Regions from separate parts of the Mus musculus genome. Here region 1 is linked to region 2. The links are chromatin loops, found by intact Hi-C in ENCODE. Cell type or tissue: left cerebral cortex. All regions are shown on one strand. Each heading gives the region's core, and the rest is flanking DNA. Links, peaks and the distances in the headings are about the cores only.

The links. Peaks named below come from ENCODE experiments on the same cell type or tissue, not always from the same donor. Only the 100,000 strongest peaks of a DNase experiment are listed, where the experiment ranks them.
Region 1: a loop joins it to region 2, with 2.2 times the contacts of the local background. A loop is called at or near these places in 4 of 42 quality-filtered maps.

Annotation. Positions count from the first base shown.
Region 1 is chrX:151,958,798-151,974,895 of GRCm38, forward strand. No RefSeq gene overlaps it. Among named protein-coding and RNA genes, the nearest start is that of Hsd17b10, 35 kb to the right of the region's middle. In left cerebral cortex, for the core only: no CTCF peak of the experiment used is centred there; a DNase peak (open chromatin) is centred at 5,496.
Region 2 is chrX:152,144,550-152,160,647 of GRCm38, forward strand. Iqsec2 (IQ motif and Sec7 domain 2) reads left to right here. Exons shown (of 15, transcript NM_001114664.2): 1 at 1-630. Among named protein-coding and RNA genes, the nearest start is that of Iqsec2, 8.3 kb to the left of the region's middle. In left cerebral cortex, for the core only: a CTCF peak has its summit at 7,376 (motif pointing left); a DNase peak (open chromatin) is centred at 7,367.

The DNA of each region.
Region 1 (16,098 bases), core at 4,437-6,936, 190 kb before region 2:
GAGTTCCCATGTTCAGGCTTTTTTTAAAAAATGCATGTGCTCCTGTGTGTATATGTTTTCATGTGTGTGTGTGTGTGTGTGTGTGTGTGTGTGTGTGTGTGTGTGTGTTTATTGCATGTGTACACATAGAAAAAACACACATTGATATCAGGTGCTTGGTGAGATGGCTCAGTGGGTAAGAGCACCCGACTGCTCTTCCAAAGGTCCAGAGTTCAAATCCCAGCAACCACATGGTGGCTCACAACCATCTGTAATGAGATCTGATGCCCTCTTCTGGCGTGTCTGAAGACAGCTACAGTGTACTTACATATAATAAATAAATAAATCTTAAAAAAAAAAAAAGATAGGGCTGATATCAGGTGCTTTCCTTGATTGCTCTCCATCTTTTTGAGACAGGATCTCTCACTGGAACTGGAACTCACTGATTGGCTAGGATGACTGGCCAATCAGCTCCACAGATCCTCCTATCTTTATCTCTCAACCCCCAGCACTGGGCTCATGGAGGCCATGCTCAGCTTATAGTGAGAGCTAGGGGTCCAGACTCAGGTCCCCATGCTTCGGTGGCAGGTACTTTATCAAGAGAGCCATCTCTCCAGTCCCATTGTCCAGAGTGTTTGATGATTTAACTGATTATAGATTCAAAGTCCACATTCTAATTGTTTGCCTCTCTACTAATATTGTATTACTCTGCATCTGCCACAAATTCCCACAGTTATATTGTAGGCCTTATGATTAACAATATCATCAGCCCCTTCGTTTTATTCATTGAAGGTTACAACTCTCCTCCTCCTAGCTCAGCTCACCTTTTGTATTAACCAGAGTTCTCCAGACAAACAGAATGAATATAGGCATGTAAATACATACTTCCTAACTTACAGGGGTTACATCCTAGCAAATCCAGAATCACTTGAAAATATCATAGGTCAAGAGGCATTTAATGTACCTCACCTACTAAATGTCACAGCTTAGTATTACAGTAGCTTAGAACATTATTTCCCCTCACAATTACATGGCTGACTGGAAGCTACAGCTAACTCACTAATACCTAGCATGAGAAAGATTATACTGCATATTGCTAACCCAAAAAAAGGTCAAAATTTAAAATTCCAAGTAAAATTTCTACTGAGAGCATATTCCTTTCATATCATAGTGGAAAAGGAGTAAATTGGGACATCATAAATTTAGGGCCATTTGGGGAGGGAGAGAGAGAGAGAGAGAGAGAGAGAGAGAGAGAGAGAGAGAGAGACCCATGGAGACAGAGAATGGGAGAAAGGTTATAAGAAATTAGCTACCACAATTAATGGGAAGAAAGCCCTAAGAGAGTGAGTCAGAGAACTGGAAACTTACATTTGAAGGTCTGGGACCCCAGAGAACCATGGATGTAAGTCCTAGCCACAAAATGACAAGCTTGAGTTCTAGGAAGAGCTAATGTTTCAGTGTGAGTCCAAAGGCATGAAAAACAATGTCCCAATTGAAGTATTCAAGTATCCTGCATTTTGAGAAGGGATCATCTTTTTCTTCTAGTCAGACCTTCAACTGGTTGATCAAATGAGGTTCACCCATTAGGGATTGCAATGTGCTAAGTTAACCAGTATTCTCATCCCAGCACTCCATTTAATAGTGTCTATTACCATAACACTAAAAACAATGCTTGACCAATCAAGTTAATACACAAAGCTAACCAAACAAGCCTGTCTATTAACAACTTGACACCCATACACATCACCTTAAACCAGTATGTAATCTTCAAAAAAAATGAAGTTAATAACAATTAGTTGCACCAGATAGTAGCAGCACACAGGAGTCAGAAACAAGCAGATCTCTGTGAGTTTGAGACTAGCCTGGTCTACACACAGAGTTCTAAGACATCCAGGGTTACACAGCGAAACCTAATCTCAAAAAATAAAAAATAAAATAAAATGGGTGTGGTTGTGCACACCTGTAATCCTAGCACTTGGGAAACTAAAGCAGAAGAATAGAGTCTGAGACAAGTTTGTGCTACATAATAAGGCCATAATTTCTACTACCCACCAAAAAGGACAAGAACAGTAATGACCTAACCACTTGTGATGGCTAATCTTGATCATCTACCTGGGCAGAGAGAACCTCTATCAAAGTGATCTGTGGGGCATTCTCTTGATTGCTAATTGATATAGGAGGCCCAGATCCTGGGCTGTCTAATCAAGGTAGCTGAAGATGAGCAAAGGAGCAAGCCAGTAAGCAGTGTTCCTCCATGGCCTCTGCTTTAGTTCCTTCTTCTAGGTTCCTGCATGAAATCCTGCCCTGTCTTCCTTTTTCTTCCCAAGATGCTTTTGGTCAATATCTTTTATCATGTTGTAACTATTCTGTTATAAAAAGGGAAGGTTCTCAATTGTTTTCTCTTCTTTTTATAAAACATAGTTTAAATACATTTTATGTTCAGAAATGTTTTGCATGCGTGCATGTCTGTGCACCATGTGCATGAGGGGGTCAGATGCCCTGGCTTATAGATTTCAGTTGCCATGTGGTTGCTGGGAACTAAATCCAGGTCCTCTGGAAGAGCAGCCAGTGCTCTCTAATCACTGACCCATATCTCCAGCCCCTATTTTATATTCTTAAATCCAATAACAAATATTGATATAAAATTAATACAGCTAATGGTAATGATAAGGATAAGAGAGGGAAGAAAACAAAGATACTTGATGCATAGATAATAAATACACATCACAATAAGGAGGAAATAATGATTATAACTAAGTTCTTGGTTATATGTAGTATTCATAATTACCTTCCATTTTCTACTCATCCTTTCAACTGCCCACAGTTCTTTACCTTCATTTCTGAAGGGCGTGAGCCATTGGTAGTCCTGTCTGGATTAAGCTGTTGTAGTTTTCCATTGACCTTAGTCAAAGTTGTGGAAACACTCAGAAATTCTCTGAGTGATCCCCTGTATTCCAGAATACATTTCCTTATCTCCCTTTAGTGATCAGATCAGCCACTCCAGCACACACCATAATTTCTTTCCTTGCCTATTAACTCGAGCACAAGGAACCCAAAGTGGCTGGGTACCATTTTTCACTAGTAGGGCAATGGAATGCTCTGTCTCTGGTGGAAGAATTCATTCCTGTAAAGTAAGGTCTCGAGGTAGCAGGAATAGGGAGCACCTCTTATGATTAAGGCAAGCTGACACATGGAATTAGCATTTATAGCCTGCAATTTATATCGGAACCAACTGTTTTTCTCTGCTCATGCATTCTGATTACCTTCTCTCAATCCTCTCACTTCCCTCTCATTCCTATTATTCCCCTTCCCATCTCTGCCGGTCCTTTCCCCAGATTCATGACTTTGAATTTAGTTTAGTGACTCCTTTAGTTTAACCAGGACCATCTGTGTGGCCATTGGATTGAAACTGTCTTTTGGAGCCTGGTGGGGTCATCAGTGGATACACAACTGAATGGAGTGACTATCCCTCTCCCTGAATTTATCAACAAATAGGTCAGCAGTGTGAGATAATATTCCATCGAGTCTCTCCTCCATTCATGCCTACAGTCATCTGCAATTGCTGTGAACTTGTGATCTCAAATACCTGGGTCTTGCCCACAAGACGCCATTTTGTACTGCTTCTCTATATCTTCTGGCTCTTACATTTTTTTTCTGACTCCTCTTCTGCAATGTTCCCTATGCCACGAGTCTCTTTATTCACAGCCATTCACTGGGAAAAGGCTTCTGTGATTAAAACTCAGAGTAGCACTTACCTATGAATACAAACATATTTAGAATATAAAAATATTTAGAAGGCAGTTTTCTACTATGTCCATTTACCTAGAGAACAATATTAAGGTCCCTCTTATAGCCAGATCTCTACTCTATTTTTTAAGATTTTATTTTATTTATTTATTTAGGTTTTAAAACAAAACAAAACAGAGTTTATCTGTGTATCCCTTGTTGTCCTGGAACTAAGTCTGTAGAGCATACTGGCCTCTAAGTTGGATACCTGCCTGTCTCTGCCTCCTGAGTGCTGGGATTTAAGGTATGTGCCCCCACTTCCCAGCTATGGTTCACTTTATTTTTTATTATGTATATGTGTGTCTCCATGGATGTCCCTCTCCCTCTCCCTCCCCCGACTGTGTGTGTGTCTCTGTATATGTGTCTATACCTGTGTGTCTGTCTTTCTGCCTGCCTGCCTGTGTGTTTGTGTGTGTATGAGGTTCATGGGATCCTCCTGGAGCTTAAATTACACATAGTTGTGAACAGCCTGACATGAGTGCTGGGAACTTATATTCTCGACAAGAGTAGTACATGCTTCTAACCATCGAGCCAGGCATGGATTTCTGCCTACAGCGTAGATCTCAAATCTAATTTATAGCAGTAGTGCCACTATTGCACATGTGGGAGCATCTTGCCTGGCAGGTTGATATTAGTATGTAATGGCTCATAGCTGGGCAACACTGTCTCCCCAGCAACCTGCATAGCACCTTATGCCACCATAAAAGATAGCTGGCAGTGAGGAAGCTTCCAGCTTGGTGGGACCAACTATTTTGAAGATGTTTTAGGACTTTAATCATCTCCACATATTGAACTTAGATAAAATACTGACAACAGAAAAACAATAGATGGAAAGACCCTTCACCAAAGAATTTTTGTTTACTGTTTTACTTTTGAGACGGGATCTCACATAGCTCAGGCTGACAGTGATCTTGAACTCCCAATCCTATCACTCTAAAGTACTAGAATTACATATGCATGCTACCACAACACGTGACCTCTTCACCAAAGATCTCAACACTATAAGGAAAACAGTTTAGACTGAAGAACTGAACACAGAGTTCTCAGAAGAAACACAAAAGATCAATAGGTTTTTTTTTTTTAAGCGCTCAGTATCCGTAGTTATCAGGACAATACAAGTTAAAACTACTCTGAGACCCATTCTCACTCCAGTCAGAATGGCCAACACCAAGAAAACAAATGCTAGTGAGGGTGTGGGCATAGAGGAACCCACAACTATGCTGCCAACTTGTAAACTGGTAGAGCTATCAGGGAAACCAGCATGGAATTTTCTCCAAAAGCCAAAAAATAGACATTCTATATGACCCAGCTATACCACTTCTGGGCATGGACCCTAAGATACTTGCCCATCTATGCTTACCCCTGCTCTATTTATATTAATTAGCAAGAATATGGAGCCAACCAATGAAAATGAGGTATATATACATAATGGAATTTTTTTGAGGCATGGTCTTGCATAGCCCAGGTTGGTCTGAAACTCATTATGTCAATATGTAGTTAGGATGATCATGAACTTTTGACCCATCTACCTCTACCTCTCAAGTGCTGGGGTTACAGGCAAGTGTCATCACCCCTGGTTTTATGTGATGGTGGAGATCAAACCCAGAGCTTCATGCATGATAGGCAAGATCTTTATCAACTGAGCCACATCCCCAGCCCACAACATAATCTTATTGAACCATAAAGTAAAATGAAGTTTGGAGGAAAACAGATGGGAAAGATTATATTAAGTGAGGTAATTCAAGCTCAGAAAGACAAACACCACATGTTCTCTCTTATATGTAGATCCTAGCTTTTGACTTTGATACGTGCATTTATGTAGGAGTGGGTGTGTATAGAGCCCTGAAAACTGTAAAGGAGCCCATGAGTGGAGAAAAATATTCTCTAAGAGGGAGTAGTGGAACACATGTGATATGAAAGTGGAAAGCAAGGTACTGGGAGTGGGAAGGCTCAAGCAAGGGGGAGTGGGTAGAGTGGGGGGATGGTAATCAAAGCTAATGCTGTTTAAATCAACCACAAAGGAATCTCATACTTGATAAGCTAATTAAGAAATAAAAATGTTTAGAAAGAGTTTGAGCAGAAGTGCCCTTGTATGGGTGGATAAAGCTACTCCCCAAAGCTATAGAGTATTTAACAAAAATCCCAGTGCCAATGGTAGGCTCTTTCTTATGAGTTGTTAGGGAGGCTCCTGAGGCCTCCAAAACAACATAAATAATTGCTATTCTTGTTGGTTGTCCACCAGAACTAGATAGTAAGACCCTATTGCTGGGATTGGCTCCATAGGAAAGAATTCATGTCTAAGACTGAAAGCCTATTCAAAAGCCCATGGCTAGGGTGGGGGTGAGGGTCAAAGGCCCTAGTGTGGCAGAAGCTATTGCTGTTACTTTGCTAAATGAACATGATGTGCCTGCCAATCATCTTTTAAATAACTGTGTCTATGCCTGTAGATTAGTGATGCTGTCAGTTTTATCAGAGAAGTTTCTTTTTGCGCTGGTCAGTAGTGACTGCAGAGATTCATAACTAGTCAAAGTACTGAAAGTAAATGGCTCCTGGATGCCCAGCTATAAATGAGGTATCACCCTTTCTAAGACTCAGAGAAACATCAAAGGAGGAACAGTGTCCTGGCTAATTTTATGTCAACTTGACATAACCTAGAGTCATTTGGTAAAGGTGCTCTCAATTGAGAAAATGCTTCCATAAGATTGGACGGTAGGACATTTTCCTAATTTTAGTTATTGATATGGGATGACCTAGACCGTTGTAGGTGGTGCCACCCCTGGGCAGATAGTGTTGGGTTCTATAAAAAGCAGGCTGAGTAAACTATAGAAGCAAGTCACTAAGCAGCACCCCTCCACGGCCGCTGCTTCAGTTCCTGCCTCTAGGTTCCTGCCCTGTGTGAGTGCCTGTCCTGACTTCTCAGTGATGGAATGTAATGTGGACGTGTAGGCTGAAATACACTCTTTTCTTCCCAAGTTGCTTTTGGTCCTGGTGTTTTGCCACAGCAATAGAAATGCTAACTTAGACACAAAGAGTGTGAGAGCTGGAGAAACAGAAAGAAGTGTGGATTGCTGATTTCTAGGCATGATATGGCTGTTGGACGAACAGCACCTGTGGACATCTGTACAAGGTCTTCATAAGATTGGGCCTATCAACATTTGGTCACAGAAGGGGATAACATCCCACCCCTTATCCAAGGCTTTATATGTAGTTAATGGTAGATGGGGGAGGGAGAGACATTTTCTTAATGGTTTAGCTATTGGTAAGGTGCCCATACTCCTATAAGAAATTCATATCCATGCCCTAGTTTTAACAAACCAGTGAAACCTAGTGAAAGTCAGTGGGTCACCACCACCACCACCAAAAAAAGAAGAAGAAGAAGAAGAAGAAGAAGAAGAAGAAGGAGGAGGAGGAGGAGGAGGAGGAGGAGGAGGAGGAGGAAGAGAAGAAAAGAAAAAAACCCATGAAAGTAGAAAGAATGATTAAAAAGAGGAAGAAGACCAACAGGAGTGAATGGGGGTCAAGAAAAGGAAATGTATGAAAATGTCATAATGAAATACAGTTGTGATAGCTAATATTGAATGTCATCTTTAAATGACCTGGGGTCATCTAGAAAATGAGCCTCTGAGCATCCCTGTAAGGCTTGGTTAGAGTCTATGTATGTCTGTAAGGATTATCTAGATTAAGGTAATTGAGGTGTGAAGACCCACGCTAAATGTGAGTAATACCATTCTGTGGCCTGGGTTCTTGGACTGATGGGGCAGATCCTGGGCAATGGAGTAGCTTCTTTCCATTGAGATGACCTGAAGCTGGGAATTAGCAGGAATGAAAACAGAAAGCAAAGATGGAGAATGGTAATGTCTATCTCCAAATAGAGCTTTTATGAGGTAGCAAGAGCTATCTTAAGAGTACTGAGATAGCTCAGTACCATCTTAAAAAAAAAGAAAAAGATAATGATTGAAGACTTAATTCCCAAATTCACGCATTTTGAGGTGGGACCCTTAGGAGGTAATTCTAATTGGATGAAGTCATGAGAGAGTGGGTCCCCATGATGGCATTCATGGTTTTCTCAGAGGAGGAAGAGAGACCCAAACTAGCATATTGGTTTTTCTTGCCATGTGATATCCGTAGCCATGTCATGATATAGCAGGAAGGCCCTCACAGGGTGTTTAACAGATGCTGGTCTCATGCTCTTGAACTTCCTATATCCTAAAATCATGAGACAAATAAGCTATTCTTTGTAAATTACCCAGTTCTTGATAGCTTGTTACAGTAAGAGGAAATGGAGTGAGCCAGTCACTATATTATGAAATGCTCTCTCGTTTGCCTTTGAGACTTCACAACTTGGAATAAGGACTCTCAAAATGACTTACACATTTGCCACCCTTAAAAGAGACACTTAAAAATTAATTTGGAGGTTGGGGGGGGGGGGCTAAAGAAATGACTCAGCAATTAAGAGTGCTTCTCTTCTTCTAAAGGATCTGAGTTTGGTCCCCAGCACCCATATCAGGCAGCTCACAACTGTGACCCCAGCCTCATGTAATCTGATGCTGTGATGGTTGGTTCATGGAATTGATAGCCTAAAACAGAGAAAAAAAAATTCAGTGAGCTAACATCCTCTGACACAGGCTTCCAAACACTTAAGGACACTTATGGGTCAGCAACTCCCAAATATCTCACACTTCACTCTTTGAAAACATAAACCCAAAGTGATCAAGATTCTCATACTACTGAGAAGTAGAACACCAAACAATTCACAGACTTGCACAGCCCTTCCAATAGTCCTGAAATGTGACAAATGGCAATAGTTCCAGCTAATCAAGAATGAGAGGCAGTTGATTCCCCTGAGCCCAGATGCTCAAAGGCAACCTGGAAACACAGTGAGTCCCAAAGTCTTTTAAAAAAAGAGGTGGGGTGAAGTGGTGGTGGTGGAGGTAAGATGACTCAGGATTAAGGTGCTTGCCACCTGTTGTGTCCCGCCAGCAGATCACAGGTCTGGGTTCTAGCCTGGAAAGGCATTTTGGAAACCTGGAAGAGCAGAGGGGCTAGGCAGCGAGATAAAGACAGAACCAAGACAAGGCTCTGCTCAAGGTTCAATTTTACTTTTCCAACACTCCGTTATGAAGGAGTGGGAGGGGCCCGATTTCCACCAAATAATCTTGGAGTAAGGTTGCAGGTGAACACGTGATGGCTTCGGAACAGCAAAGTGGCAAGCTCCAGCAGTGGGCGTGGCAAAACGATTGAGCGGCAAGCTCCACTCCTGACCAAGCAGGTTTCAGACTGGGGGAGGGGAGACTACAGCCACCAAATCTGATCCACAGGACCACATGGTTGAAAGAGAGAATCATGTGCTGTCCTTTGACCACCACACACATGCCAAGGTATACATAAATCTGTAAACATAATACATAAATTAAAATTTTAAAAGAGACCCAAAGTCTTACATTTCCCCTTGTAATTCCAGCCTTCTGTCATGGATGGGGAATAGTCTAGGTGGTTTCTGTGACATGGTTGCTGTTTTCCCCCTCAAGCCAGAGAGTAGGCCTTCTCCAGACTTTGTGAATGTCTGGTGATATACTTATAAGTCCCTGTAGTGGTTTGGATGAGAATGATGCCCATGTGCTCAGATATTTGAACCCTTGGACCCCAGTTGGTAACACTGTTTGGAGAGGTTTGGGCGAGGCCTTGTTGGACGAAGTATATCATCAGAGGTAGACTTTGAGAGTTAAAAGCCCCAAGCCACTCCCAGGTCACTCTCTCTACTTCACTCTTGTAGTTGAGATTTGAGCACTTAGCTCCTTGTTCTTGTTACCATGCCTACTATTTGGTGCCATGTCTCCCTATTGTAATAGACTCTTATCTCTCTGGAACTTAATCACTACCACCACCACCCCCACACACACACACCACCACCACCACCAGAAAAACAAAACAAAACAAAACAAAACCAAAAACCAAAAACCAAACAAACAAAAAAACCCTCTTTTTTCTATAGGCTGCTTTGGTCATAGTGTTTTATATTTTTATATTAATTTATTTTATGTGTAGTAAGTGTTGTGCCTGCATGTATGTATATGCACAACATGTGTGCTTGATACCTACAGAGGTCAGAAAAAGGCACCAGATCTCCTGGAACTGGAGTTGCAGACAGTTGTAAGCCACCATGTGGGTGCTGGGGACTGGACTCAGATTCTCTGCATGTGCTTCTAATCTCTGACCTATCTGTCTAGGCCCTTGATCAACATATTTTATCACCACAACAGAAAAGCAACTAATACATTCCCCTTAACACCAGCCCCTACATGCCCTCCACTGTCTTCCTAGCCTGTCATCAGCCCCCCAAAATTCTTGTTCCTGTAACTGCATCTAGCATCCAATGGCTTCAGCCTCATTTAGGCAAATGCTCTGGTCTTGTATGTCCCCATAGTCCCTCCATATTTCATGACTCTTTCCTGTGATGTTTGACCTCAGATAGTTTATTCATGTTCTCATAAATTTCTTTGCTCATTTCTTTTTCTTTCTTTCTTTCTTTCTTTCTTTCTTTCTTTCTTTCTTTCTTTCTTTCTTTCTTTCTTTCTTCCTTCCTTCCTTTCTCTCTCTCTCCCCCTTCCTTCCTTCCTTCCTTCCCCCCCTCTCTCTTTTTCTTTCCTTTTTTTTGTGAAGAAGATAAGTTCATTTTCTTTAGTTCCTTACATATCTACATGGAAACCAGAAGTCTTTTCATATCTTCCTGATCTTCAAAACCATTCATTCTCTCTTTCATCTGATTCTTCAAGCACTGTCTGTGTGTTTACTGGTTTTTTTTTTAACTTGTTTTTTTTTTCTTCTTTTTTTTTGTTTACTGGTTTTTGTGTTCCATATAGTAAAGTCTGAATTTCTTAATGGATTTTTGTTATGTCTCTAGTGTTTGATATCCTTAGCTATCAGAGAAATGCATATTAAAACTACATTGATATTTTCTATTACCCCCCGTCAAAATGGCAGGCTAATAAAAGACAACAGATGCTCAGGAGTGTGTGGGTAATAGAATCCTTATACACTGTTGGTGGGAGTGCAAAATGATACATCTGCTATGGACATCAGTGTGGTGGTTCCCTGATAAAAAACTGGAAATAGATTGGCTATATGACCCAGCTCTACCACCCCTGGGCAGATGCCCAAAGGACTCTATTTCCTACCACAGAGACACATGCTCATCCCTGTTTTTAGCTAATCACACAGCTAAGCCATGGAAACAGTCTAATTGTCCACCACCTATGCAACACAGAGTTTTATTCAGCTGTAAAGAATAATTAAATTATGTATTTGCAGGTAAATTGATGGAACCGGAGAATAATCCAGATCCAGAAAGACAAACATTTTGGCCCAAAAATACAAAATAGCACACTGAGATTAATTTGGAGTACCTTTACAACCCAGGTACTCACTCTTCATGGATCATTCAGCTTGCTTTTTTAAACAACCCAGGAGTCCAGGGTTGGCACTGCCCACAGTAGAGCTGGCCTTCCAGATCAATCATTGTTCACCAGAACTTGATGATAAAACCCTATTGCTGAAGACACTACAAATTTTGGACAGAGGATATGAAGAACTCAGCTAGTACTGCCTCAGATGCTTCCTACCTAATGGCTTTCATATACTGAAAGGTGTTATGTAGGCTACTGGGGGCTGGGGAGTCATCAACAGTCATATCCAGCTGTGAACTCTGTGAACAACAATAATGACCAGTATGTCAAGGTATGCCTGTGAGTATAATGGCAGCACAGATATTTGAGGGTAGCCAGCAACTTTCTGGTTGGGTTTAAGGCCTAGTCCACAGAAGGAAATACATGTCTGGTACTATAAGTCTGTGCCTAAATCCATGACTGAGGAGGTCGTAGGCCCAGGGGATCAATCTACTACTATTATGTTGCTAGAGTGAACACAGCATCAAACTGCCTTCTAAATTCATATTTCTATATTCATAGATTAGTGTAGCTCTCAGAGGAGGTTTTTCTTTTGTTTTGTGCAATGGAGGCAGCTACACAGAAATTCACAACTGGTCAAAGTGCAAAGAGCAGGTGTCTGTGCTGTGTGGTTGTCAGCCACAAATTGGTCATCTGTATCACTCCACTTCCCTCCAAGGCTCAGGGACCATCACAGAATAGGAGGTAGAAAGATCGTAAGAGCCAGAGGTCAAGGAGGACTGAAGTAAAACAGTGTCTTCTGGCTATGACAGGACCACTGCACTCAACGTCACAGCAGGTGTGTCTGCCTACATAAGACCTGTTCAAGGTAAGTCACTGAACAGTCTTGTATGTAAGTGGGGAGAAGCTCATGAACACCCATCCTGAACTAAGGGGTTATTGAGAGTTAGTAACTTCTCGGGGAGGAAGAGTCAGAGTTTTGTAAGGGTGTGGCCCAAGGTAAGGCAAGCCAACCACTCCAGTGGATTGCCCCACCACCACCACCACAGGAGTATATGGGCAGCACAAACTGGATCTAGTAAGTTATTTTTTTAAAAGGAGGAGATGAAGTTAGGAGGAGACAGCGAGTTGGGGATGGATCTAGGAGGAGTTCAGGGAAGAAGTGGGGGTGAATCTGATAGAAATACATTGTGTGCATATATGAACTCAAAAAATTAAAGTATTTTATTCTTAGAAGAGCTGTCATAGCTTTATAGAAAGAAATAATGAATTAACATGAAAATAGTACCCAATTAAGTACTTCATCTATGAAGGCAGAGGACCAAAAATTGTGTTTTTCTTTTAAAAAAAAAGATTTATTTATTTATTTTTATGTATATGAGTATACTGTAGCTGTACAGATAGTTGTGAGCCATCATGTAGTTGCTGGGAATTGAACTCAGAACCTCTGCTCGGCCCCGCTTGCTCTGACCCAAGGATAGATTTATCTATCTATCTATCTATCTATCTATCTATCTATCTATCTATCTATCTATTATATGTAAGTACACTGAAGCTGTCTTTAGACACACCAGAAGAGGGCGTCGGATCTCATTATGGATGGTTGTGAGCCACCACGTGGTTGCTGGGTTTGAACTCAAAACTTTCGGAAGAGCAGTCAGTGCTCTTAACTGCTGAGCCATCTTTCCAGCCCAAATTGTGTTTTTCTAACAGACCACCTAGTCAGATATTTGAAGATAAGTATCAGGCTTTGTTGTGAAGTCGATCTTTCATCTGTATAAGATGGCCTTAAAATATCTTCAGAAACCCAAACCTTCTCACTGCCTTCTCTGTTCCAACAAGAATCTCTTCACTGGATGGTTCCACTGGATACCAATGAGGTTGTACGCTTCCACTGTGTTCTCCTTCACTGCCAATTCTCAGTAGAGGGGTGAGAAGAATAATTCTAAATATAAACCAAACCATGGTACTTCTCAAACCCTGCAAGATTCTCATCTCACTCACTGAGAAAAAAGACAAAAAGAGCCTTCTTGGAAAAAAAAAAACATGATAACATTTGTGAAAGAAATAGGGATTATCTAGTAATACTTATTTGTAGCTGCATAAAGAAGTCCTGGTTAGATATACATTGAACTGATGAGGGTGGTTGATGAAGAAAGCCCATACTCTGTGAGCTGCTTCATAAGCCCTTCTACAATAATGCCTTGGATAAAACTGCCTATTATTTTATATTAATTATTTTTCTATTGCTGTGACAAAGCACTACAACCTAGGCAAGTTATAGAAGACAGAATTTATTGGAGCTTATGGTCCCAGAGGAATGAGTCTGTCATGGTGGGGCACCATGGCAGCAAGCACCAGGCTGGAGCAGGATACTAAAGGCTCACATCTTGAATCACAGTGGAAGCAGAGAGAGGGAACTTGAAATGGCACTTGGCTTTGAAACCCCAAAGCATATCCCTAGGGTCATAGCTCACCCAACAAGACCACATCTCTTAAACCTACAGAAACAGTGCTACCACCTGGGGATCAAGTTTCCAAACATCAGAGACTATGAGGAACATTCTCTTTCAAATCACCACAATGATGATTAATGCAGTGCTTCTCAGCTTGTGAGTCCCATGGGAACCCCTTTGGGGATCAAATGACCCTTTCACAGGGGTTGAATATCAGATATCCTGCATATCAGATATTTACATTACTATTCATTTCAGTAACAAAATTACAGTTATGAAATAGCAACAAGGGGCTGGTGAGATGGCTCAGCAGGTAAGAGCACCCGACTGCTCTTCTGAAGGTCCTGAGTTCAAATCCCGACAACCACATGGTGGCTCACAACCATCCGTGACGAGATCTGACTCCCTCTTCTGGTGTGTCTGAAGACAGCTACAGTGTACTTACATATATATATATATAAAAAAAGAAATAGCAACAAAAATAATTTTATGTTTGGGGTCACCACAACATAAGAAACTGTACTGAAAGGTTACAGCATTAGGAAGGTTGAGAACCACTACTGAAGTTGTTCACACATTTAAGCCCTGAATTCAGGAGGCAGAAGCAGGCTGGTCCATATAGTGAGTTCTAGGCCAGCCAGGGCTACAAAGTAAGATCCTGCTTCAAACAAAGAAAGATTAATTTAATGGCTAGGGAAATGGCTCAGTGATACAGTGCATGAGGGCCTGAATCCAATCCCCAGCACCATGTAAAAGTTGAGTGCAATAATGGTGCACGCCGATAATCCCAGCACTGCGGAAGTAGAGACAGGAGGATTCCCAGGGTTTGCTGATTAGCTATTCTAGCAAACTCCAGGTTCAATAAGGGGTTTTGCTTAAAAGAAATTAGATGGGAGAGCTGATGAGGTGGCTCTTGCAGCCCAACCTAAAAACGAGATGGCTCAGCGGGTAAGAGCAATGACTGCTCTTCCAAAGGTGCTGAGTTCAAATCCCAGCAACCACATGGTAGCTCACAACACCCGTAATGAGATCTGATGCCCTCTTCTGGTGTGTCTGAAGACAGCTACAGTGTGCCTATGTATAATAATAAATAAATCTTTGGGCCAGAACAGGGCCAACCAGAGCGAGTGGGCAGGGTTGACTGGAGCAAGCAGAGGTCCTAATCCCAACAACCACATGAAGGCTCACCACCATTTATACAGCTACAGTGTAGTCACATACATAAAATAAATAAATCTTTAAAATAAGTAAATAAATAAAACCCAGAAAAAAAAAACCCTGAGTTTGATTCTACAAACACATGGTGGGAAGAAGAAATTGAGAACTGACTCCTAAAAGTTGCTTCTTGCCCCACAGGCATACACATTGCCACACAAAAAAACTAAATAAAATGCTAAGAATGGTATACATTCAAAACCCAAGGTGGAGAGTGATTGTGATTGAAGAACATGGCTATTGTTGATGTGACATCTATATGCAATGTGCAAAGACATGCACCACACACACACACACACACACACACACACACGCTCTCACAGCTAGATCTAGTCTCCCACTGGTTTTGCCATGGATTACATCTGCGAGTTATGATGATAAGCGGTTGTGTAGGTTGCTTTTCTGGAATTCAAGACACTTTGGCTGAAAACATTTACCCTTCACTTGATCCTACAAATGACTGCTGAGAAGGCTCAGCATCTCTGCTCATATTATTGCACCTGTACCTTTTTTTTTTTTTTTTTTGCCTTAATCTTTATGCCGGGTCCTATTCAGGTCTGTATATATACATGCCAACAATTTAAGAAATAATTTGCCAGAATTATATGGTTCACTAGACCTATACGTGGCTTAGTTTTTCTCCTTCCCTTCCAAGGCTAAAGACACTTTACCTACCAGTGACCACAATGAGAAACACCAGACTGCAAAAGGAGTGACAATAGGTAGGGCCCAGAAAAGCTATGTACATTCCCCTTTATTAGCTTATCTCTATCCTTCATTATTCCTGTATTTGGTTTTTGGTTTTTTGTTTGTTTGTTTTTTGTTTTGTTTTGTTTTTGTTTTTTTCGAGACAGGGTTTCTCTGTATCACCCTGGCTGTCTTGGAACTCACTTTGTAGACCAGGCTGGCCTCGAACTCAGAAATCCGACTGCCTCTGCCTCCCAAGTGCTGGGATTAAAGGCGTGCGCCACCACACCCGGCTTATTTCTGTATTTGTAACCCCTCAACTTGTTGCAGTTGAAAAATGCATTTGCTCCCACGTCTATGTTCTTGGTCTACTGAAATAAAGCCTTTCACAAGCAGTTCCCCGACACCCATGGGTGCCACACTTAGGTCACTGTGTTAATTGCCTGTATATTTGTCTGTGTCGTCCATTAGTATGGACTTCTTCCAGATAAGGATTGTAATTTTTTCCATACTGTCTTCCTTCCCAGCCACATAGGCCCCCCGCATAAAAAGAAGTACTTAGAATGTTTGCT
Region 2 (16,098 bases), core at 6,106-8,605:
GAACAACATCATCGAGAGTCAGCAGCAGCTGTTGGAGACCCAGCGGCGGCGCATAGAAGAGCTGGAGGGCCAGTTGGACCAGCTCACCCAGGAGAACCGCGACCTGCGGGAGGAGAGCCAGCTGCACCGTGGGGAACTGCACCGGGACCCCCTTGGCGCACGGGATAGTCCTGGCCGCGAAAGCCAGTACCAGAACCTGCGTGAGACCCAGTTCCACCACCGCGAGCTGCGGGAGAGCCAGTTCCACCAGGCGTCCCGGGACGTGGGCTACCCGAACCGGGATGGCGCTTACCAGAACCGGGAAGCTATCTATCGGGATAAGGAGCGAGAAGCCTCCTATCAACTTCAGGACACTACCGGTTACACAGCCCGCGAGCGCGACGTGGCCCAATGCCACCTGCACCATGAGAACCCAGCCCTGGGTCGCGAGCGTGGCGGGAGGGAGGCTGGGCCAGCGCACCCGGGCCGCGAGAAGGAAGCCGGCTATTCCGCGGCGGTGGGCGTGGGGCAGCGGCCACCGCGGGAGCGGGGCCAGTTGAGTCGTGGCGCATCCAGAAGCTCCAGTCCTGGCGCTGGCGGAGGTCACAGCACCAGTACCAGCACCAGCCCGGCTACAACCCTCCAGAGAAAGTAAGGAATGTGTTTGCGGCCCCCACCCCACCCATTCCTTTCCCTCTAGATCCCTCTCCAACTTAGCTGGCAGATAAAGTATATGAAGCCCATGCCTGATCCCATTTCCTGCTTCGCCTGTCCCAATCGGGAGAAGGTTCTCCTCAACCGGCTGACATGCTTTCCCTAGCCACCACACATTGGTTTGGTCAGACGAGTGCGGGCTTCTTTTCCCTGTAGAACCAAAGCCAGTTAGAGACTAAAGCAATTCCCACTACCTCCCTCCACTTCTTCAGCCCCTAGCTGTATCCTTTCCAGAGGATGGATTAAATAATTTTTAGACAGAGGTGGTATCAACTCAAGCCCCCTAAAGAGAGAAACACTCCTACACACCTTTTTTTTTTGGGGGGGGGTGATCTCGTCTCGAGGCAGGTGGGGACCAGAATGGAACTGCAGCACATCTTGGCATGGGGAGGGGGGGTGATGGTGGCAAAGATGGGGGAGCAAAGATGGAGGCTAGGCCCTTGGTTAGTTTCTCAAAGTCCAGCTGGTCTCCACCCTTCAAGAAAAACAACACCCATTTAAAGAGCCCTACCAGGAAGGGAAGTCCATAGATCTCCCATCTGTTGGATCAGCTTCAGACCTGTGCTGGGGTTTGTACATGTGTCTGAGACAGGTTAGGAATATTTTCTGAGTTGATGGGACATGGACAGGATCTACTTTTCCTATGTAGATCCCATTGTGTGCTGATTGGGATAAATGTATTAGGCTGTGAGTCAAGGGCACGAAGGCTCACAGGGATGCCCTAAAGGCCCTCCTATTGCTTTACTGCTATACTGAAAAGAACATTGAATTGGGAGATGGGAGAACTGGCGTCCCCTTCCAGCTCTGTTGCAGATTGGCTTTGTGACCTTGACTGAGTCCCTTCTTTTGCCAGTCTATGATTTCCCCTAGATATTTTTTTTAAAGCCAGGGACTGCCAACTGAGATTCAATGGGTATGTTACTAACCCAACCACACCAAAGAGCAAGTCTGAAGTCCTTTAGCAAATGGACAGGCTTCCCCCTCCTCTCACTGCTCAGCTGGTCCTACCATGTGCCACAACTAGTGGAGTGTCTCTTGGAGGCTGGGCTGGGGGTGGGGAAGCCTTCTGCCTCAGGAAATCTGCCGGGAGACAGCTCTCTGCAACTCCCCCATGGTGAGGCAGCAGGCTGGGGTGCTGGGTTGAGATGGCTGGGCCCCAGGAGCAGCAGCTGCAGCTTGAGGGCTTGGCTGGGCTCCACTGCAGTGCACCCTCAGCTGAGTGTTGAGGTAGAAGGACAGCCCCAGAATGGGGGGCAGAGAAAGACTGGATGGGGCATTGTGGTCCTTGAGCCTGGTTGCAGACTTCTCTAGAGGGGTCAGGCCTGTGATGGAGGGAGCAACCTCAATATGTATGGCTCCAGGGGGCAGATCCAGGAACAGAGGGAACATCTGAGATAAAATCAAGAGAACTTTTCAACCTAGCCAGTTGTGATGCAGTACATTGCCTCAAGGGATGGGGGTGGTGGCTGGCCTGAGTGGTCCAGTTGAAGTCTAAAGGGGGTCTGAGAGAGCTGGAGGAAGCATATAGTTCCTGATTTGAGCATTAAGCCCAATGAAAAGACCTGAATCTTTCTCAATTTCCGAATTCCATTGCTCTCAGATTCTCTACCCTGCAGACATCAGGTCTGATTTTCTTGGCTGGCTGGAAGCCCATTTGCCCTTCTGCCATCCTTGCGGGCCTGCTTCTGACTCCTTCCTTCTTTTTGTACACTTTCCAGGTTGCTTGTTGGAATCCCTTGCATCACATTTCCTACTGGCTAATAAAGAGGTTTAAATAACACTTTGGGTTTCTCTCAACCACATATTAACTGCTTGCCTATCTATGATTGCTTCCTTTGGACTTCACAGCCCAGCCCACTCAGTGAGCATCAGCAACTCCATTTTAGAGAGGGAGAAACTGAGGCTTCAAGATGAAGGGGCCTTATTCAAGGTTATGCTACTATTTGCTAATGGAGCTGCGACTAGAATCTAAGTCTGCCTGTCTTAAAGGCATGTTATTTGTTCCCTACAGCTTAACTACTCCTAGGAGTCTTGGCCTCAGGACCTGCTGAGGTACTGAACTGGGAAAAGCCAAAAGAGCCTTAGGTATCTCCAGGTTTTGAACTAGAAGAGATGGGTCTGGAATGAGTGGAGGAGTTGATGAGAAGAAAAGACAGCTGTCTTCCTCTTTCCCACCTTCCTCCTTGCCCGGTGTCAGGAGAACCTGTAGCCATTGCTGTAACCAATGCTGCTGCAAGCGACTCCCCTGCTAGGCCTGTTCTGGGTTTGTAAGGAGTGGGTGAGAAGGCTGCTGTTGGAAGCGCGGGCAGGCAGGGTGGGAGTTCAGCAGCTGAGGCTGCAGCATTGGGGGAGGACAGGCAGAGCTGGTACAGGCTGGGCTCTGTTGGGCCCCAGGCTCCCTCTGGTGGACAGACTAGGAAGACTAGGGCCTGGGTCAAGATGTAGCTTGTTGGGAGCCTGTTCTGCCCCAGACTCAGTTCTCCCAACAACCCTTTGTGCATCTGTCATTACCATCATGTCACAGCATAAGAAACCCAGGGCTCTGAGAAGTGATGTCCATCAGAGGTCATGCTACTAACACAACATGCTCCCGTTCCTGTGAACTGGGCCTTCTTTGCTTTGGGCATCACCCATCCTTATTCGGATCATTTACCCAGGACTCCCACATCCTTCCCTACTGCTCTTCTGGACAGGTTCCAGAATGCCAGAATCTCTGCTGCCAGGCTCTGGGTGTGGCCTTCCTAGTGTGACAGAAAGCAACATGAGTCCCTACCTCCTTCTGGTCACTGCTACATGAGGATTTAGTTGTTTGCTTACTAGTTGTTGATCCTGACTAATACTCAGATCTTTTTATGTGGAGCTCTCACCTCCTGCCATGATTTAAAAAGAGATCTTTTTTTTGGTTGTTAAGCTTGGTTCCCCCCCCACCCCACCCCCAACACACTACAGTTCTGGCACATAGAATGATTTCTAGAGGCTAGGACTCACTGCTGAGTGCCCTGTGCCCAAGAGAGCTCTGTTCCTACATTTTCTGCATGGGCCTAGCTTTTATCTCTGCTGTATGCAGTGGTGGGTTGAAGCCAGTATAGTGGTAACTGTCTATCCTCTGCTCCCTCCTCCCCACCCCACCCCCCTGTGCAAGCTAGCTCACATTTAGATACTGAACCTAGAGAACGCCAGCGTGGTGTTCTTGGCACCCAGGGCGATGCATAGTCCTACCATTTCACTGCTGAACTATCATCATGTGCGTGTGCTGGGTTGTCAGCATGCTCCCCATAGGGGCCCAGGCTACTGAGAAAATGAATACGTGAGAGCAATCCCAGGGTGAGGCTCTGGGGGAAGTCTGTCCCCTTTGGCGTGCTGGATTCTTTTTCTAGGGTGTCTCTCTTTCCTTTTAGGAGGGAAACTATTTATTGTCCCCTCTGCCGTGTTGTGAGCATTATGCTGGTATGGGAGAAAATGATAACGTTAAGTTTAAGGAGAATTGGGAGTCTTGCTTTCTCTGTCTGGATCTGGGGCAAGAATGGGGTTGTTGTCATCCACAAATATTTCTTGGCTGTGTTCACAGAGCAGGAGGGGCCACCAGGCTTAGCAAACACCATGCTCTTGGCACTTGCAGAGCCCTCTTCCCACCAGCCAGGAAGACAGGGTTTCGGGCTTAGTCAGGCCATAGACAGTACAGAGGACAAAGTGAACCGAAAGGGTGGGGTTCCTCAGAGGATAGAGGGACCAAAGTGAGCCAGGCCACTGTTTGAGGACCTGGGCAGTAGAGGAAGGTGCTTTGAAGAAGTGCACAGTCCCTTGGTGTTCAATTGACGTTCGCTGCCTGTTCTTTCTCTGTCCACCTACCTACTATGGCCTCTGAATTTGCTGGGGGCAGAGTAAAAGCCTGGAGCATGGTGAAGAGGCCCTGTTCATATTGAGTCTCAGCTTTCTGGGTGGTAGGCACTATCCTATGCAGCTTTATGTAATAATAGCTAACATTTTTTTTAGTGCATTTACTGTGTGCTGGACACTGCCTTCTATGTGCTTCCCATGGAATCATTCCTTCTGTCTTCACATGCATCCCTTTATGTAAATTGTTATTAACTCCATTTTACGGATGAAGAAGCTGAGGTCTAGAAACTTCAGGTAACACAGCCAAGGTCCCTAAGTGAATACGTGGCAGGACTACAAAAGAGCTAGTAGGAACCCAGGCTGGGCTCCAGAGCCTGTAGCATTCTTGACATTCTTACCCATCAGGCAGCCCCATGTCTTATCTCATTGTCACAAACCCCTTGCCAGGTGGGTGTTACTGCTATCCTCAGATGAGGAAATGAGGAATCAGAGAGGAGCTGTAAAGGAACCTGCTGATGAGACCTAGAATTGTATGGCTCTCAATCGTTCAATGCACTGTTCCCTGCCAGAAGAGGGGTTTAGAGACATGGACCATAGTCACGACTCCGGCTTTCCTCCGACAGAGGTTCCCTCTTACAATTACCTCCTGATTGTTGCCACCATGTATTTCTGTTAAGCCTCTGAATAGCTGGAGCCAAGCCATGTCTTCAGTCTGGCTCCTATGTTTTTCATTGTCTTTCTGTTTCTGTCCACAGATTCCCCTTCTCTCATTTTTGTGAGTCCCTTGTCCTCAGTCCAGACTTGAGTTAGCCTTGTGCTGCCATCATCAGCTCACTCAGGTCTCTGTGATTTGACTAATGCTGTTCCCTCATCTTTGGTTGAATTTTTAAGGTTGAATTAGCTAACACCTCTTCACACCTCTCCTGTGTTTATTTGGTGGTCCTTAATTTGTTAAAAAAAATTCTATTTTGTGTCTGTGGCTTTTTTTTTTGCTTGCATGTATGTATGTGTACCACATATGTGCCCATGGAGGCCAAAAGAGGGCACTAGATTCCCTGAACTGAAACTGTTAGCTGCCATGTGAGTTGCTGAGAATCAAACCTGGGTCTTCTAGAAGAACGAAAAGTACTTTTAATTATTGAGCCATCTCCCAAGCCCTTGTTGGTCCTTCTTCATTTTTTTTAAAGATTTATTTATTTTTTATTATATGTAAGTACACTGTAGCTGTCCTCAGACATACCAGAAGAGTCCATTGGATCCCATTACAGATAGTTGTGAGCCATCATGTGGTTGCTGGGATTTGAACACAGGACCTTCGGAAGAACAGTCAGTGCTCTTAACCATTGAGCCATTTCACCAGCCCTTATTGGTTGTTCTTAATGCTCAGTTTATCCTTGGCGTTTGCAATGAGCAGATTATCCTTTTTATCTTCTTTTTAACCTTTTTTTTTTTAACTTTATGTATAGGGAAGTTTTGCCTGCACATCTGTGCTCAGTGTGCATTCTCTGCTTGTAGAGACCAGAAGAGGGCATCAGATCCCCTGGGACTGCAGTTACAGATTGTGGGTGCTGGAAATTAAACCTGGGTCCTCTGTAAGAGCAACTAATGCTATTAACCACTGAACCATCTCTCTAGCCCCAGGTCTAGCTTTTTACAATACCTCCGTAGTTGTTCACATCTTGTGCCTCCTACTAGCCTCTAAAACAGCAGTTCTCAATCTGTGGGTTGCAACTCCTTTGGGAGTTGCATATCAGCTATCCTGCATATCAGATATTTACATCACAATTCATAACAGTAGCAAAATTACAGTTATGAAGTAGCAACAAAATAATCTTATGGTTGGGGGTCACTGCAACATGAGGAGCTGTATTAAAGGGCCCCAGCATCAGGAAGGTTGGGAAACCCTGTGACTTAACTGACATGTATTGAGTACAAGTTTTGTATTGGATTCTGTGCTTGGTGCAGGGGGCATAACAAAGGGCCGAAGAACTTGGAAGTACTTTGCATAACACATAGCTGCCCAGTCAATTCTGAGTAAACACATGAATGTCTAATTAAGTCCTGGTGAGCTAATGGCCCAGTACCTCAGTTTTTCTTTATTCTGGACTCCTTTTGAGAGAAATGTCAACTTCAAAATTCTCTTGGCCTTTTCCACTTGCTCCCTGGAGGCATTTGGCTTATGACTTTCCTGCCTTTTACACCCAGTGGTCTCCCAATTCATATAGTGACAGAGAAGCAGGATTGGATGAGACTTTTAAAGATATACAGGCTGCCGGGCGTGGTGGCGCACACCTTTAGTCCCAGCACTTGGGAGACAGAGGCAGGCAGATTTTTGAGTTCGAGGCCAGCCTGGTCTACAGAGTGAGTTCCAGGACAGCCAGGGCTACACAGAGAAACTCTGTCTCGAAAAACCAAAAAACCCAAAACCCAAAAACCAACCAACCAAACAAAAATATACAGACCAACTGCTCATCATTGTATCTCCTTAGCATGCCATGTCTGTGTCATGCGACATTCTTGATCCTTGGAACAAAATCCTCTCCCTTGAGTGAACCAGGCAGTCCTGTACAGGACCTGTATGCAGTTCACCCAAGTCTGGTTACAAGTTGTTGATTTATAAATTTTTCCATTTCTTTTCCCCTTTTTGTTTCCATCCAGTCTTTATTGAGAAGATAACCAAGGCCACGCACAGCATCTTGGGGTGGGAATAGACTTGGCCTTTTTGGTTCCTTCCCTGGCAGGAGCCAGTGTCACAGGGAAGAAAGGTGAAGAGATGCCTTATTTCCTCCTTGGTGGGGATCGGCTAAGGCTAGACAAGAATAGATGATACTTCCCTGCCCCCTAGAGGCGAAATGCGACAAACACCGTGAAAACAGTCCTATCATATCTTAGCCAAAACAAAGATGGCTAGGCCAGTTATATGACTGATTGGGATTGTTCCTCTCATGCTTTAGATGTAAATGAACCACCACCATCACCCGAGAGGTACCCTTCACTCATAGAAGATGCATTTATGTGGCATTATGTGATCTTTTTTAGACTATAAGTTTCATTTATTTTTTTTGTTGGCGCATGGAAATAAGAGTGCAGTTGTATGGTTCTTGTGCTTTCTTAAAAGGTTAGTATGACTGTATATCCAGGTCTTATGATTTCCTACTGGATCTCAGGTTACAGTGTATTACACTCACCTGAATCAAATTGTCGTAGGGTCTCTATTGCTGTGAAGAGACACCATGACCACAGCAACTCTTATAAAGGAAAGCATTTAATCGAGGCTTGCTTATAGTTTCAGAAGGTTAGTCCATTATTGTCATGGCAGGAAGCATGGCATCATGCAAGCAGACTTGGTGCTGAAAGAGCCAATAGTTCTACACCTTGATCTGAAGGCAGCAGAAAGAGAACTGGCTTGAGCTTCTGAGACCTCAAAGCCTGATCCCTAGTGACGCACCTCCTTCAACAAAGCCAAGTACTCCAACAAGGCTACACCTCCTAATAGTGCCCTAATAGATCACTATGGGTCTATGGGGGTCATTTTCTCTTAAACCTCCACCCAAGCCAAGGTTTTCTTCTATATAATCATGTTAGAATTACTGTCATTAGAGATTATGGTGTAGTCCTTACTATGTGTAAGGGCCTGGGCTCACTTTCTGTTGTATTCCCTGAAGAATAATAAACATTTGCCATGAGGAAGAATTGTAAATAAATTAGTTATTTTCTCTTTAGGGTAGAGCTCAGTTTATTCCCAGCATTGGAAAAAAATTGCTGTTGTTATATATGATGTGATGTACCTAACTGGCACCTCACACAACTGCACATCTGCTGTGTTAGCCACTTCTTGAGTAACGCAATTCAGCTGTGCTTGTGAAAAATTGAATATGACAAAGCCAATCACAGCACACAGTACATGTTTGTTTATTGATAAACATCATTACTAACGATAGTTTTGTAAAGCTCTGTGCTATGTGAGGGGAAGGAGTAAGAGGCCATGTAAGCACTCCCCACAATTCTAAGAGAGAGGTTAACGAAGTGAATATTTGTGTGTCTGGTGCATGTGGCACCTTGTGCCCTTAACAAGTGGGCTTTGGTGTATTTGCACTGCATGGTTCTGGGCTCAGGGTGAAGAAAGCAGTTGTGGAAACAGATACAAATACAGTGGTATTCAATGTGATATTGCCAGAGGGACGGACAGGAAGTACCGTAAGGATTGGTGGCTGCCCAGACACATCAGGGAAGGCTTCCTACAGGAGGTGGTCTCTGAATGGAGGCTCAGAGGACAAGTTGGAGTTGTCTAGGTAAAAGAGGACTACACGTAGGTTGCTGGGAATTGGGGCCAAATGAGACGTTAAGGAAGGGGGAACAGCCTTCCATCCATGTATATCCATCCATGAAATAAGTGCAAAGAGAAGCAAGACATTTATCAGTCAAAGCAAACTAGAGCAGCACCTGAGAGACAGGGAGCTTTATCAAAAAGGAGGAGACCTTGGAGCATTGGTCATCCCAAATCATGAGGACATAAGAAATTTAGAGTTTTAAGCTAGGGAGAGAGGTGTCTGTTGCACAGTATATTGAAAGTCACATTTTGGAACAATCTCCCTAGAAGTGCAGGTCATAAGATAGACTTGAAAACATCTAGTGAAGAAGTCATATAACAATCTAGATGAGAGATGGTAAGATCTGCACTCCTATTCACAAAAGCCAAGATATGGAAGCAGTGCAGATGCCTATTAACAGATAAATCAAGAAAATGTGTATATATAAACAGTGCAGTTTTATTTACCCCTAAAAAGAAATAAGTAGTGTCATTTATAAGAAAAAATGAATAGAACTGGAAATCATGCTAAGCAAAATAAGCCAGACACAGAAAGACCATTTTGTATGTTTTTCTCATATGCAGAAACTGCATTAATATATAGATATAGATATAGATATAGATATAGATATAGATATAGATATAGATATAGATATAGATATAGATATAGATATAGATATAGATATAGATATATGTGGGCTAGGGAGATGGCATAGTGGATAAAATGCTTGTTGTGCAATTGTGAGGATCTGAGATAGGATTCCCAGCACCCACTAAAAAGCTGGGTGTTTTGGTGCACCCCTGTCATCCCAGCGCTGGGATGTGGAGACACCCCCCCTCCTCCCTGTAGGAGGATTCATGAATCTTGTCAGCTAGTCAGTCTAACCAGTCAGTGAGTTCCAAGTTCTGTGAGAGATCCTATCTCAAGGATAAGGTGAAGAGCTGATTCGGAAGACACTCAACATCAACCTCAGGCATGCCCACACACAACACACACACAGAGACAGACAGACACACACACACACACACACACACACACACACACACACACGTGCATACACAATTATATGTAACATGAAAGCAAAAATGGGACTATTTGCAGGGAAGAAGGGCACCAGTGAAGGGAGGAGAGAAATGTAAGAGAGCGCATTGGGGGCATGAATATGAGCAAAGGACAAGAGTCCACATGTGAATATTATATAATGAGCCTTTAGTCCCAGTACTGGAGAGGCAGAGGGAGGTGAATCTCAAGTTCCAGGACAGCCAAAGCCCTGTAGATAAAAATAAGAAAGGAAGGAAGAAAAAACCAGCCCAATGAAACTAATTTTAAAAAGAAAACAATTTGTTAAGATAGTAGATCTCATTAAAAGGAAAAAAAAAAAGACCTGCTCACTTGGGTGCCAGAGAGAGAATAGAAATGACACTAAATTCTTCACATACCATCACAGAAGGGAACAGAGCTCGCTGCCGGAGCTCAGAGAGATGGCAATCATTCATGATCAGCAGGGTTGTAAATGTCAGGTGTTGGAGCTGGAAGGGCCAGAAGTATGAGGCTAAAGGAGATTTACTTTGCAGGTGAGAAGACTGAGAACAGAAGAGACAAAAGACTGTTTAGGGCCATGCGAGGTGTGAGCAGGGGAGAGGTGTGAGCAGGGGAGAGCGGTCCTGACTGCAAGAGTCTCTCTAGTATTAATGCCAATGTTCAGAGCAGCTTCCCTCTAATGTGCTGTTTCCTGCTCTAAAATCTTAGGAAGGTGGAATTGTTTTGTGTTCTACTTATAGAAAACCCAAATGAAAGAAAGAGGAAAGCTAGGACGCCAAGAGACTAGGTGACTTGTTGGGGATGAAGCTTGAATGGTAGACTGGCCTTCTGCTCCATTTTGGCTCCTTAGGACCAAACTTCTTGCTGCTGGATTTTGTCTTGCTAGGATTTGTTTGGTGTATCTGAGGCAGCTCGGACGCAATTTCTGCCTTGATAGCCAGGCTTGGACACCTCCCCTCCTCCCTGTTTCAACTTTCATATAAAGGAGGGCTGTACTTTTGAGAAAGACAGACTTGTGTCTGAATATGAATCTGCTTCAGTGTGCTAGATGACCTCAGTGAAACCATTTTCTGTTTTATAAACTTTTATTTCCTGGTCTTTAAAATAGAATAACAACGCCCACTGCTCAGCGTTAACTGAGATCATTTGAATTGCAATGTCAGATGCTTGTATGTGCTCAATAAACAATCATTTTCATTCTCTTTCTGGATCCAGGACTAGGCCAAGCTTTGCTTTCCTGAAAATTGTATATTTTATCCTTGCTAATATGGGGCTGTTGGGATGTTCATTGTGTCTTCCTTTCTGCCTCAGCCACCAGTTGACTTGAAATATAGCTTGAACAACATCTGTTTTGATCTCTCTCTCTGTCTCTCTATCTCTGTCTCTCTGTCTCTCTCTCTGTGTGTCTCTCTCTGTCTCTCACACCTTCTTATTGTTTGGTTCAATTTCTGGTCTGCCCTTATCTGTGCTCTTGGAATAAGTAACCTTAAATCCTTCATGACTCCAGCAGGTATAAATAATTGCTGGATGTAAATAGTTTAGTAAATGGAAGGCTGGATGGGGTTTGGAATGGTAATGGTGATGTTTGAAGAGGGTGGTGCAGGCTGAGCTGGTTGAAAAGGCATCAGTATAGATGGCTGTAGGGAGCCAAAGTATTAGTTTAGAGCAGTGGTTCTCAACCTCCCTAACGCTGTGACCCTTTAATGCAGTTCCTCATGTTGTGGTGACCCCCAGCCATAACAGTATTTTCATTGCTACTTCATAACTGTATTTTTCTACTATTGTGAATCATAATGTAAATATCTATGTTTTCTGATGGTCTTAGGCAACTCATGTGAAAGGGACATCAGGACTCCCAAGTTGAGAAACCGATGGTTTAGAGTATCCAGTCCTGTGCCCACCTCTCTTGCTTCTTCCCTAAACAGAAGCAAACACTGGAGACCAGAACCTCATATCAGGAGAGTTATCACTGTCTGTGCTTGGTATGTACAGTATGAAAGACAGAGATCCCAGAAAAGGAAAGGGACTTGATTTTAGAATTTTAAAAAGCATTCCAGCCAATCAAGGTGGCACCCAGCTCAGCTGGGAGGCTGAGGCAGGAGGATTACTTGAGCGCAGAATTTCAAGACTAACCTGGCCAACACTATCAAGACCTTATCTCAAAAACAAGAGAAACAAAGTGAGCACAAATCAAAGCAGTGTATATATTCAATATTATTTTTTTATTTCTAACTGACATAGTAATTATATATGTTTATTACATACAGTGTGGCATTTTAATATATGTATATAATATGTGATCATCAAGTCAGGGTGCTTATTAAACTGTACTCAAACATTTATGTCTCTTTGTATTGGGAACATTAAAAACCCTCTCTACTAGCTAATTTGAAATATTCCAGTAGTTTTTGTCAACCATTGTTATACTACTGCACTATAGGACGATAAAAGGTATTCCTTCTGTCTGCTAGCACCTCTGTACCCAGGAATCATCTTCCCTCCATTCCCTTCTCACCCTTTTCAGTCTTGGTAAACATTATTCTGTTCTGTATTTCTGTGAGATTAACTTTTTTGTTTTAGCTTCTACGTATAAGTTAGATCATGTAGCATACACACACACTTTTAAATGACACTCAAGGAGTTGTAGAATAAAAAGCCCATGTCTTGTCGGGCACAATGGCATATGGCTGTAATCTCAGCTCTTGGGAGGCTAAGGGGGGGGGGAGCCAGGATAGTATACATAGGCGCTCCCATGCACCACTGGATATGGTCAGTTGGTCATTTAGCTTTTCTGGTAGTAACTTCATTTCTCTTTTTTATTATTATATTGTTCTCTCTCTCTCTTTCTTCTTCTTCTTCTTCTTCTTCTTCTTCTTCTTCTTCTTCTTCTTCTTCTTCTTCTTCAACATGCACTTATTTGTTGCATTCTTTCTTTGTCAGCTTCCTCCATTTCATCTTTTTGGTTTTCTTTTTCTAGAATGTTGGAAGTTGGACATACTAGATTGATTTGCTAGGCCACGTACCTTTTCTCTCCTATTTTCTGCCTTGCAGACTGTGAATGACTTCATATAAACTCTTATTCTTTGTATCTCCAGAATCGCTTGTCCATTCGCTGGTTTTGCTCAGTGATTCAACAGGGAGCTGATTGTTATAATGGATGTCTTTCAAAAGCCAAAATGAAAAGCAGTTTATTTGAGGCCACTAAAATGTCACTAGACACTCTAATCCATTTCTCATAGCTTAGTTCCTTTCTCCAGGAGCCCTGTGACATTTTGCCTTTGCGAGAATGCCAGGCAGCTTGTATTCTGAGTCTAGTACTTAGAGTGACTAGGAAGGAAGGAAGGAAGGAAGGAAGGAAGGAAGGAAGGAAGGAAGGATGGATTTTGTTGTTGTTGATGATGATGTATGTGTGCACGCACACACAAGCACTCACGTGTCATGGTGCACATGTGGAGATCAGAGCACAACTTTCAGGAGTCAGTTTTCTCATTACACTGTGCAGGGTCTAGGGAGCAAACTCAAGTCATTACACTTGTATGGCAGGTACCTTCACATGCTGAGCCATCTCCCTTGACCTGAAAGGATATTATTGTGGTTTTGAGCATAGCCTTTAACAGCTGAGCCATCTCTCCAGCCCCTGAAAAGATTGAAAAGATTTTATATGTTGTCAGTTTATCCCTTGTCTTTTGTCTCCCCCCCCCCCCCCGTTATATCTATTCTTCTTGATACATACCAAGGCTAAGTCTGGAATCTCTCTCGGTCTCTCATGACCCAAGTTGCTCCCTCCTCAACTGCAGCCTCCTCTGAGGTGTTCTTCAAGAGCCTTCAACTCCCTGAGTCCTCTTTTTAACTTGTTTTTGCTTTCAGAAACTTGTTGAAATCTCTTACTCACTGATGCTTCGCTCTCCCACCCTATTTCCTGATATGATCTCATACTTGCACTTTATTTTATTCCTTTACTTGTATTTTACTACAGTTCTGGAAGAGAGGCAATACATATTTATGCTCTTGAGTTATAGGCTTTGGCTCCAGCTAAGCCTGATTGAAACCAGAAATATTAGTAACTCCACATTCCCAGTAGCGTAGCTTGGATGGCCTCATCTTGACCCTATGTTACTATTGGTCAAAACCAGCGTCATGAACATTCCTTTAGCAGGCCTGGCACATCCCTTCTGTCAAGCTCCTCTCCCTAGACCTCAGGTGAAGAACAGATACCTGGGCTCTGTCTCCATCTGGCTATTGCATCCTTAGGAAGCCTTCAAACCTTCTCCTTCCCCTCGCTGGGTGCTCTGTCTGTGACTTGATAGGCTTCTGGTCTGCTGTGCACAATCACTCCAGGATTGGCTAAGTGCTTGAGGAGCAGCCCATCTTCACCTTGGTAGTGAAAGCAGGCGGGCCAGAGGTGATCCCCAAGCACACTGTAAGGGGTTAGAGGCTGAGTTTAGACTTTCTCAACAGAAGGCTTGCTCTAGCTGCCTACCCTTCTGCAGACACCGTTTCATCATGGCTGAACACTTACTCCTGTACGTCCAGCAGAAAAGGAGAAATGTAAGGCCAATAGAACCAATTCCATTTTCCTGTCCCCCTCCATTGATCTGCAATATTTGTATCCACCCCCACTTTCTTTTTGTGTGCGCCCCTCTTCTGCCCCTTCTAAAAGAGCTTGTTGTAGCTGGAGAGATAGATGGTTCAGCAGTTAAGAGCACTGGCTGCTCTTCCAAAGGACCTGAGTTTAATTCCCAGCTCACAACCATCTGTAACTGTAGTTTCAGGGGATCCATCTCCTTTTTCTGGCCTCTGAAGGTACCAGGTACCGCGTAGTACACAGACATACATACAGGCAAGCCACTCATACATATAGAACAAAAATAAATAAATATAAAATTAAATAAATAAATAAAAATAAAAGTGCCTGCTAAATGTTTCTGGTATAGGATACATTGGGCTATGCTATATGGAAGGGAGATGGGAGACAGGGGAGGAAGGAAGGCCAAGTCTGCAGGCTGGTATGAGAGATGAAGTGCCTCTTAGCTCTGCTGTGCCAGAAAGGAGCAAAAGTTGTGGCAGTTGAAGAAGTATTTGGTGTGCGTGTGTATGATGACACATGCTGAGTCAGGAGGCTGAAGCAGGAAGGCAACAAGTTCCCTACAAGCATTCAGTGCATAGCAAAGTCCTGTCCCAAAAACCCAAGCAATCATACAAGTACAGATTTTCAACTCGGACCCACCACTTATTAGCTGGGTGAGTGTGCATGAATCACATTGATCCACCAAGCGTCAGTTTCTAAACCCCATATGATGAGAACAACTACCTCGGACAGATGTTAGGACTACCTATCGCATGAGTCCCGGGCCATTGTAAACACATAATAAATAGTGGCATTGTTATTGTTTGGGTTATTGTATGTTTGGCTATGATATAGGCCAATAATGCTTGCTTGTTATATTTATTATGATTATATAATACTCGTTTAGGATGAAAAGGAGGCATTCCTTGTATGAAGCCTCCCTGGAGCTTCCCAGAAATTATAGGGCAATGTTTATATTCTCTTACCTAGTTTTTAAGTCTTCGGTTGTCGTCTTTGTTTTCCTCAAGACCTAAATATAAAGTGATCTTTGCCTCTTTAGTTCTGGAACATGATATTTAAGAAATGATAGCCATGTGTAGCGGTACATGCCTATAGTCCCAGCTCTTAGAAGGAAGAAATGGGAGGATCAGGATTTCCCAGGCAGCCAGAGCTACCTGGTGAAATCTCGTCTCAGAAAAATAAGAATAAATATAGACAAATATTTAGTCTAAAGTTTGAAGCAATCTTTACCATCACTACTGCCACTATCATCATCGTTATTATTATTTCAGACTTGTTCAGAGAGTTATGGTGAACAAGTCTGAAATAATAGAAATAGAAAACCTAATGGCCAACGACATTCTAGAAAGAGCCTTTATACATATGTATTTTTTTTTCTCTAGAAGCATTTAACATCTTTTTTTAACTCTCAGTATTCTGAAATGGTATAGCTGCATATCTTGAGGTGGGTCTCTGTTTTGTTGATCTTGTGGCCTCTCATCCCTTCAATTCTGGGAAACGGTCTTATACTGTGTCTTTGAGCATTTCCTTCCTGCTGTTTCCTCCGGCTTCTATTTCTGGAGCTCCTATTGTTAGACGGAGGAATTCCTCAATTAATCCTCTAATTTTCTTATCTTTTCCCTTCTGTCT